Linked DNA regions of Mus musculus: region 2 is linked to region 1. The links are chromatin contacts, found by Hi-C or POLR2A ChIA-PET in ENCODE. All regions are on one chromosome and are shown on one strand. The core of a region is the stretch at or near the end of the contact, and the rest is flanking DNA. Distances in the headings are between cores, read along the strand shown.

Region 1 (4,146 bases), core at 811-3,310:
AATTTATGTGGTTGGGCTTGGCAGCAAACACCTCTCCCCTCTGAGCCATCTCACCAGCCCAGGAATTAATATTGAAAAGCATTTATAATTGATGAGTCTGAGTTCAAAGCTCCACCCTAGGACATTATCCTCTTCAAAGAGTGCTATCGTTTTTTTTTTTTTTTTTTTTTTCCCTCAGATGCTGTTATCTTGAGATAACAAAATGGACAGGATCAGGAAGCCACAGTTCATCAGGACTTGAATCTACATCACTTGACTCTCAGATCACTTATCTATGGATTTGTACAAGCTGCTAAACATCTCATCAACTCGCAGAAGCCTATCTTACAGTCTAGGAGGCAACAGAATATCCGGGGTTATAATTCTTGAGGTTATCAGGAAATTGGACTCTTTGAAACCATTCTTTAACCTTGAGCAAAAAGGTGAAGGCTGTCTGCTTTGATAGATGGACGGTGGAGGAAGTATCCTTTGATTCAATGGGCAATTTGTAAATATAAAACAGTTGCTGGAAAATTTTATTACAGATGAGCCATCTCCTCCCTTATAATGTTTGCTTTTCTTTAATGCAATTTAATTCGAGCAGAAAGGCTTGGGAGGGCACACATGCAACGTTAAGGAGAAGTTACTGGAAACGAGACATACGGAATGAGAAAATCGAGCCATAGATTTGGAACAGGGGAGTACTGAGTCCGTCTGCCCAGCCCTGGGCTGTGCCCACGGGAAATTGAATTCAGAGCTCCTACTGCATCATAAATCCAGGGCAGCTGGCAGCAAGCCAAGGGAGACTAACGCTCAACTGCACGGGCATCTGACGCCAGACTGGCCAACCCCTGTACTAATGCTTTCTGAGAGCCGAGCCCCAGCTGTGCCGGACTGGGGTTAGGGTTCAACAGCATCACTATATTCATTTACCAACCTAATACTTTGTTAATTCTAAAATGCATCCAATCCGCAGGAAAAATGAGACTCCATTATTATTATACACCCAAAAGATAAAAGGCTGGAATTACCCTAACATTCTGAGGGTAAAGAAGGGAGGAGGTGGGGGTGGGGAGAGTCTTCTCATGGGCTCGTTTTCAGATGATGATGATGATGACTTCAGACAGAGACTCACTAGGTAGCCCTGGCTAACTTGGAACTCACTAAGCAGACTAAACCCACTAAGATTCTGTTGAGATTGGCTTGCTGTGGTCAAAGGTATTCGCCACCGCACCCAGTTTTTATTATTTTTAAAATAAACACTTAAAAAAAGATTTATTTAGCTGGGCATGGTGGCTCATCCTTTTAGCTCCAGCATTCAGGAGTCAAAGGCAGGAAGATCTCTGAGTTCAAGGTCAGCCTGGTCTACAGAGAAAGAGTTCCATGACATTGATGGCTATGCAGAGAAACCCTATCTCAAAAAGTTTTTTTAAAATTTTATTTTGTGTGTATCAGTGTTTTGCCCGCACATATATGTGTGCACTACAAGCATGCCTGATGTGGGTGGAGGTAAGAGTGTGCCAGATAACCGTCATATGAGTGCAGGTGCCCTTGGAGGCCGGAAGTATTGGATCCTTTTTGTAGTCATAGTTACAAGGGTTCTGTGGGTGCTGAGAACCAAACTCTGATTCTCTTCAAGAGCAGCGAGTGCTCTTAACAACAGAACTACATCCCCACACAATTATTACTGTGTGTATGTCATGTGTGGACGCCCACGCATGCTGCGGTCACAGTAAAACTTTATAGTCAGTTCTTTCCTTCTGCCTTTAAGTGGGGGCCACTTGAGCCAATCATCAGCCTTCCTTTTCAGATAGTTTCTCACTCCCTACTCTATGCATTTGCGAGTCGCAGCCCTTAGCCATCAGGTTTTGTAGAGCAGGGCGTCCTCGTGCTCCTGATAGACCCGGCTTCCTCTCCAGGATGCTCTAGAGGGGCAGACAGGAGGTTCGAGGGAGAGTGCTGCGCTGCAGGATCCAAGTCTCCTAGCTAAGCAGCTACTGCAGCTACTGCAAGGCCGGGCGGAGTCTGGTGGGCGGGACCGCTCGGCGTCTAGGCTCCGCCCACACCGACAGGGGAGGCGTGGTTTTGTGTCACGTGATGGCGCCGGAGCAGTGAGGCTCCGCCCGGCCCTCCGTGGAGGCCCGGCCGCGACCCGGGCCGCGCTCGCTGAGGAGCTCTCCGGTTCTCCCCGCGACCACTTCTCTTAGTCCCGGCGTTCAGCCCAGTCGCTCCCGCCGGCTCCGGGCTCGCCGGCTGGCGGGGAGTGGCCTCAAAATGGACGAAGGCGGTGGCGGTGAGGGCGGCAGCGGTGAGTGATGGAGGTGTGGCCGGCTCTCTGGGCGGCCCTGAGGCCGAGGGTCGCGCTGTTGAGAGCCCAGGCTTGAGACGTGGGGCCGGGTGTCGGGTGGGGTGGCGGCGACCGTGGGGAGGTGCGCGGGGTAAGGCGGGGACTCGGGCTTCGCTGCCCTGGTGAGAGGACATGTCGGAGACCGCGGGGTCGTCGCCCAGCGCGGTCGCGGGTCGCGGGTTCGAGGCCGGGGTCTCCGCAGCACAGCTCCAGGTCGCCTTTCTGAGATGGGGCCACTCTGCGGGGCGACCTTCCCAGCGTCTCATTGCCAAGGGCGTCCACGCCCTCCCTAGCCCAGCTGTTTCGGACGGGCCCCTCTCCTTTTCAGCTCTCCTCAGGTGTCTGGAGCTTGGGAGCTCCTGGATGGGGAGGGGAAAGTTTTCAATTTGGAGGACTCGGAGGGCCCGGAGGGTGGGGTGGATCGGTCGGGGGAGAGGAGGAAGGTTGGAAGTCATGACCACGTCTCTGATTTTTAGATCAGAAGTACTCATTGGGAATGGCTTAAAGGACATGAGGGGCAGGCAGCTCCAGTCCAGGTCTGAGTATGCATTTTTTTATCAAATAGAAAAGAAAAAATGCTACAGAGAAGGGGTCGGGTGTAAAAATAAAAAGGGGGCCAAATAGCACAAATGATAGAATCATTGTCTAGCATGCCCAGGACGCTGAGTTTGATCCCCAACACCACCAAATGGAAAATATAATTAAGAAATTAAAGGGGTCAGGTGGGATTCCTTTAAAGCCGAGGGTGGGATGCGGGAGCCACAGCAGCGAGACTGTTAGACTCCTGGACAGGTGCCTGTGACAGACACCCTTCCAGAGGTGGGCTATCAGTTCTCCGTGTTGCTCAGGCTGTATGTATGTGCCTGACTTTGAGTTCCACCCTGCTGCAAATGAGCCGGTTGCAAATTACTCAACGGAGTACAGATTCCTGTTGTGTCATTTCATGAATTTGGTTTCCCAAAACATCAAGAGTCACCGTTTGTGGAGTGGGACTTTACTTGAAGTAAGCAAAGGGTTAATAATGTACCCGTCATTTTTTACCCAAACACCCCAAGTTGAAGCTGTCTGGACTTTGAGGAACGATCTTCCTTTTTTGCTGACAGAATGATCAGAATCCCATGTAATAAGGGAGTGTTTAGGGGGAAAAAGAAGTCTTAATTACAGGCTGCTGGAGCAGCTGCCTGTAAGAATCAGCAGTATTGAAGACTTCCTCGTGAAGTGGTTAATCAAGGTGCCTTCTAGAATTCCAGAGCTTCTCAGATTTTTTTTTTTCTTCCCTGTGAAAGAGACGAAGTGGCTGGGCTGTAGGAAGTTGGCACTCCTCGTGGCATTTGCCAAGTTCAGTTCTCATAGTAAAAGCCAGGGGTAGCACAGTGGCATCGAGTGGGTGTTTTGTTTATGAAAAGAAAGAACCCAGTTGCAAACCCTCCTACATACCGGCTGCCGGTCTGGAGGCACTGGGTCCCTGAGGATGCCTTGCCTTTCGCCTATAGCACAGTCTGACATTGTCGTTTAGAAAAAAAGACAGTGGCAATTTGACATTGGGATCTAGGAAGCTAGCTGAGCTGGCGATTGCTCTGCAGGTGCTACACAGTCTGTTGAGTCAACACGTGGCTGAGCTGAAGGTAAAAGCAGATACAGTGGGGAAAACTTAGAAACCAGTGTGTTTCAGCAGTTCATAGAATTTAGAAGTATAGTAAAGGTCAATATTAAAGTGTCAAAAAGGCTTAAAGCTATCTCTGGACTATCAATATCTCTGGGTATATCAATATACCAGAGGATGTTAAAATTAAAAAAGATGTTATATTCAATGATACTGT
Region 2 (4,236 bases), core at 1,689-4,188, 110 kb after region 1:
TTCTTCACATGTTCTCCATCTCCTACCTCTGCTTAGTTAACACTTCCCCTGTCAGGGTTAGAACTCATTCCTCTACAATGCTTTTTAGAAACCCATCCTAAAGGGTTTCCTTGACAACACCTTTCACCCCAAGATTGGGTAAGAAACCAATCCTAAAAAGTCCTTGTGCTGATCTCCATGGTAGCATGTAGTAAAAACTTAACTCCACCCTACCTGGTATGGGGGAAGCTTTCCAAACATGTGTTCAACAAATGAATGAAATCGTGCAAACAGGAAGTTACTAGTGTTTGCTTGTAGCACCAGCTTGTGCTTAGGGATTTATATATGGCATCTCATTTAATTCTTTAAAACCTCTGAATTAAAGGGAGTACCTCTAAAACTTGGCCTTTAAAAAGTTCACCCCTTTTAAAGTACAAAGGGTAATAAAATCCTTGTGTACTTCAGTGAACAGATGTCCCCATGTTGGTGCTTACAGTCAAGTTGTTCCTTAAAAGTTTCAACCTTCTTGTTTACAATTTTTAATTCAAGTGAAGTTACAACCTTAACAATGTAGGGGCAGTTACATAAAATCAGAAAGTCAATAACTTGAATACTTAATCAAATGAAGATAAATCACCTTCAGTCACAAGAAAATTTGGGCCTACTAGCCAAATAAAGTTTATATATTTCTCATGCTACAGGCAAAAGAAATTCTATATACACATACAGACACACACACGTGCACACACACACAGTGTATTGATGGAAAAAAAGGAACAGGAGGGAGAGTTAGGGGAAGGAGACAAAACTCCGTAATAAGGAAAGGCTAGTCTATCCTTACTTAAAATAACATTTATAGTAAAACCCCTTGATTTTCCTGGGACAAGCAACCTTTCCATACAATGATTAACAACCAACCAAACAAAACACCGTACTCATTCTAGCAAAGATGCTGTGATAGGCTTAGGAGATAAATATTAAGGAAAACACAACTCAAGTCATCAGAAATATGTCATTGTTTTGATTCTGGCAAGAATAACAGAACCCATCTATCTTCTTCACTTGGATATTCAGCCAATGAATATCACCTTAAAGTCACCAGGGATCAAACTAAACTCCACCTATAAGAGCCAACCTTTCTTAAAACCCAGCTATATTGTGTAAGACAGGTTCATATGGCTCCTGTTTTTAGTCTAAGTGAAGCGTCTGACAGTTAGTGTTCAAAACGGCCTGTGAATGGTAACTACTTACTCAAAGCCCAGCCAGTCCCAACACCTTTTCATGATATACAAAGTTACAACAGTCCATTTTGAAACCTGACCAGGGACCAAAGCTGAATAAATGTGCAAGACTAATTACTTGCTTAGGTCTCTTTTACGATAAGTAAATGCCAGGCTACATTTATCTTTCTCATTTTAAGAAAGAATATCACTATGTACACATTGTGTCCCCCCACATACACTGAAGAAATAAGGTCAACGCATTAAAAAAAACCTGTTATGCGAACTCTTCATAAACAGTATTATACAAGTTCTGGTAACATTTCAGTTTTAAGAAACTTTAAAAAAAGACACCACTTGGTTTTTAATTGTATTTTGGTAAACAGAATGATTAGCCGTAAAACTCTGCAAACCAAGTACTTACTGTAGTCTTGAATCAATGATTACAGAAAAGAAAGTGAAACTGTCCCTGAGTAAAAACAAATAAGTGTAACTCATTATTCACAGACCTAAGCATCTGAATGAGTGACATGGTAAAAGCAGAACGTTTAAAATGCATGCTTTGAAGAAAAGTTCTCCTCCATAAACAGCTGTGCGAACCTGGATCCGGTTGTTACTTTGTAAAAGGGGCGTTAACTAGTTTCCCCGACACTTTTTGTTACTTGAGTGTATTTACTTGAAAGAACCACAAACAAGCAAGTCCTAAGGCCTTCAGATATAAAAGAGCTATTCAACAAAAGTAATCTCAACTGTATTCTAGGGAGGTTAAAGTCCTAGATTGTAAAACTTTGGTCCCGTCAAATTTTCATTTCAAACATCTGAATCTGATCCCTCCCACCCGCCCTTTCCTCCAGGTAAGTTGGTTCTCTGTGCCCCAAAAGATAAAGAGCCTGGGGGAGGAAGGCACACTCGCTTTTTCGGAGGGGAAAGAGCTACGGGGCTCCTCCCCCCCACCCCAACACCCCCGGCTGTCCGCCTCTCTTGCGGGTGTCCGCTCCGCTACGGCGTGGGCAACTCGGGTGTTCTGCTGAGGAGCCTAGTGGACTGCGCCCGGGTGGGAAAGTTTGTCGGGGTGGGGTGGGGGCGGGGAGGCCAGCCCGGAGCTCCGAGGGGCGCCCTGGAGCCGGAGGTGGCAGCCACGCGGGGGGGCGGCGGGCGGGCCCCGGACGCCGGCTACGCCGGCTACACTGTCCCGGCGTGCACACGCCCACCCCGGCAGCTCCAAACGCGCCGGGCGGCCCGGTAGCTGCCGGCCGCCCGAGCAGCGGACCGAGGGGGCGGGCTGGGGCCGGTGGGGGTGGGAGCGCTGTGGCCATGGCAACCAGGGGGGTCCGGCCCTTCCGTGCAACCCCGGCGCTGCCTTCGCTGCGAGCCCGCCCGCCGTGGCCACCGCCTCCTGCTCTGCGGGCCTGGCCCGGCCGGGCGGCGGCAGCGCCAGTCCCGCAGCCGTGGGGTCCCCGGGCCGCCCGGCGGCTGTAGAGGGGGCGGCGGGCGAGGGGCCGCGCTAGTCCCGGCGGGCCGCGGCCGGCTGAAGGCGGCGGGGCGGCTGAGGCCGCGAACCAGGGACACGCGGCCCGGCCCCACGCCGGCCTGCAGCGGGCGGGAAGGAGGCGGGAGCTTACCTGACCCGGCTCGGCACTCGCTCCATCCCCCTCGGCCGCCGCCGCCGCCGCCGCCGCACACAGCCCAGCCGCCCGGCGGGGGACAATGACGTGCCTCCATCCGGGCACCGCCGCCGCCGCCTCCGGGTCAGCGCCGCACCCGCAGCTTGCCGGCCGGGCCGCCAGGGGGCGCACCAGGGCCGCGCCCGCACGCGCCGCCGCCACGGCCTCCGCCGCCCAGGGGCCGTCGCGCAAGAGGCGCGGCGCGCAGCTAACGGGCCGGGCAAACGCGGGAGGGGCCGTCGCCCAAGGGCGGCGGGGCGCGGGCTGGCCTCACGCGTCAGCTAAGCGCCGGGCTCCGCCGGAGAAAGCACACTGATTGGTCCGACGCCCTGATTGGCGGGATGCACTGATTGGCTGGGTGTCCGGCAGCAGGGCGGGGAGGGGCCGCTTCCGTTCAGAGTTCCCGGAGTGGCCCGGGTTGGGGCCCTAAAGCCAGTACACCTGAGCTCCCATCCCGGGAGACTCATGCCTCTCCTACGCGTGGCCCTGCGGACTACGGTGGCGAGGCCACTGGGCTCTGCGATCCACGGGCCCTCACCGCGATGGGGCCTCCGCTGTCTCTACCTTACGTAGCCCTGCCAGGCTAAAGAGCAGACCATGCACCCCCCTCAACGTCTCACTTCAAGTCTTAGCTCTCCAGATTGAGGCAACTGCGCCCCAGTCCTACAGTCATGCTTCTTGTTACTTCCTGGATCCTGAGGCTGGACAAAGTAGTTCATCCTTGTATTCTCTCCCCTCCAGCGCCTGCCTGTGGTACCCATTTAGTACACACCCCTGAAGAGCATTCACTGCTGATCAAAACCTTTCACCCCCTAGACCACCAGTTCACTACACCCTACTGACCTAAAGAGCTGTGGTCCTGCCCACCACCCACTTGCCTTCTCTCTCACTAAGCCTAGTCTAACTGACTCCTCCAGCACTCCACTCTGGTTTCACTATACTCTTGTGGACACAGTTTTTTGTTTTATTTTAAAACACAGATCAGAAGAAGAAGCTAAGCTCTTTAGCTTGGGCATTAAAAGTCCCATTTTAATGATTCCCAGTACAGGTGAGTCTGAGACAGGAGAATCACAAGTTTGAAGACACCCTGTGCTACAGAAGGACTCCCAGTCTCAAAACAAAACACCCAACTCCATATTTCCTTTTTCCTTTCATTTATTCCAGCCACAGCATGCTATGTTAAGCTTTTAACATTATAAAGAGGTCAGGAGCCTATACCTACTCATGCTACCAACTTCATTACAGTCCCTATAGGTTGGCTATAAAATGTCTATTGAGTATTTGGAGCAAAAAACTCAAGTACTTTGAGGAATTAAAAAGGAGAAAGAGAATCCTAGTTGCTCACATTTCAGCATCTCCTGTCAAAATTAACA

What was found. Hi-C counts contacts between places; a loop is a spot of excess contacts on that map. ChIA-PET counts read pairs that join two places held with the same protein, here RNA polymerase II (POLR2A).
Region 2: POLR2A ChIA-PET joins it to region 1 with 24 read pairs in Patski. The contact joins the promoter of Usp42 here to the promoter of Cyth3 in region 1. A Hi-C loop is called at or near these places in 1 of 37 maps with a recorded cell type or tissue (v-Abl transformed pro-B cells). POLR2A ChIA-PET finds 5 or more read pairs at or near these places in 3 of 5 experiments (Patski and embryonic stem cell).

The regions. Positions count from the first base shown.
Region 1 is chr5:143,620,387-143,624,532 of GRCm38, forward strand. It overlaps Cyth3 (cytohesin 3), which reads left to right and starts at 2,061. Exons shown (of 13, transcript NM_011182.4): 1 at 2,061-2,287. The coding sequence starts at 2,254.
Region 2 is chr5:143,729,342-143,733,577 of GRCm38, forward strand. It overlaps Usp42 (ubiquitin specific peptidase 42), which reads right to left and starts at 2,939. Exons shown (of 18, transcript NM_029749.2): 1 at 2,822-2,939. It overlaps Gm38737 (a long non-coding RNA gene), which reads left to right and starts at 3,114. Exons shown (of 3, transcript XR_868672.3): 1 at 3,114-4,236.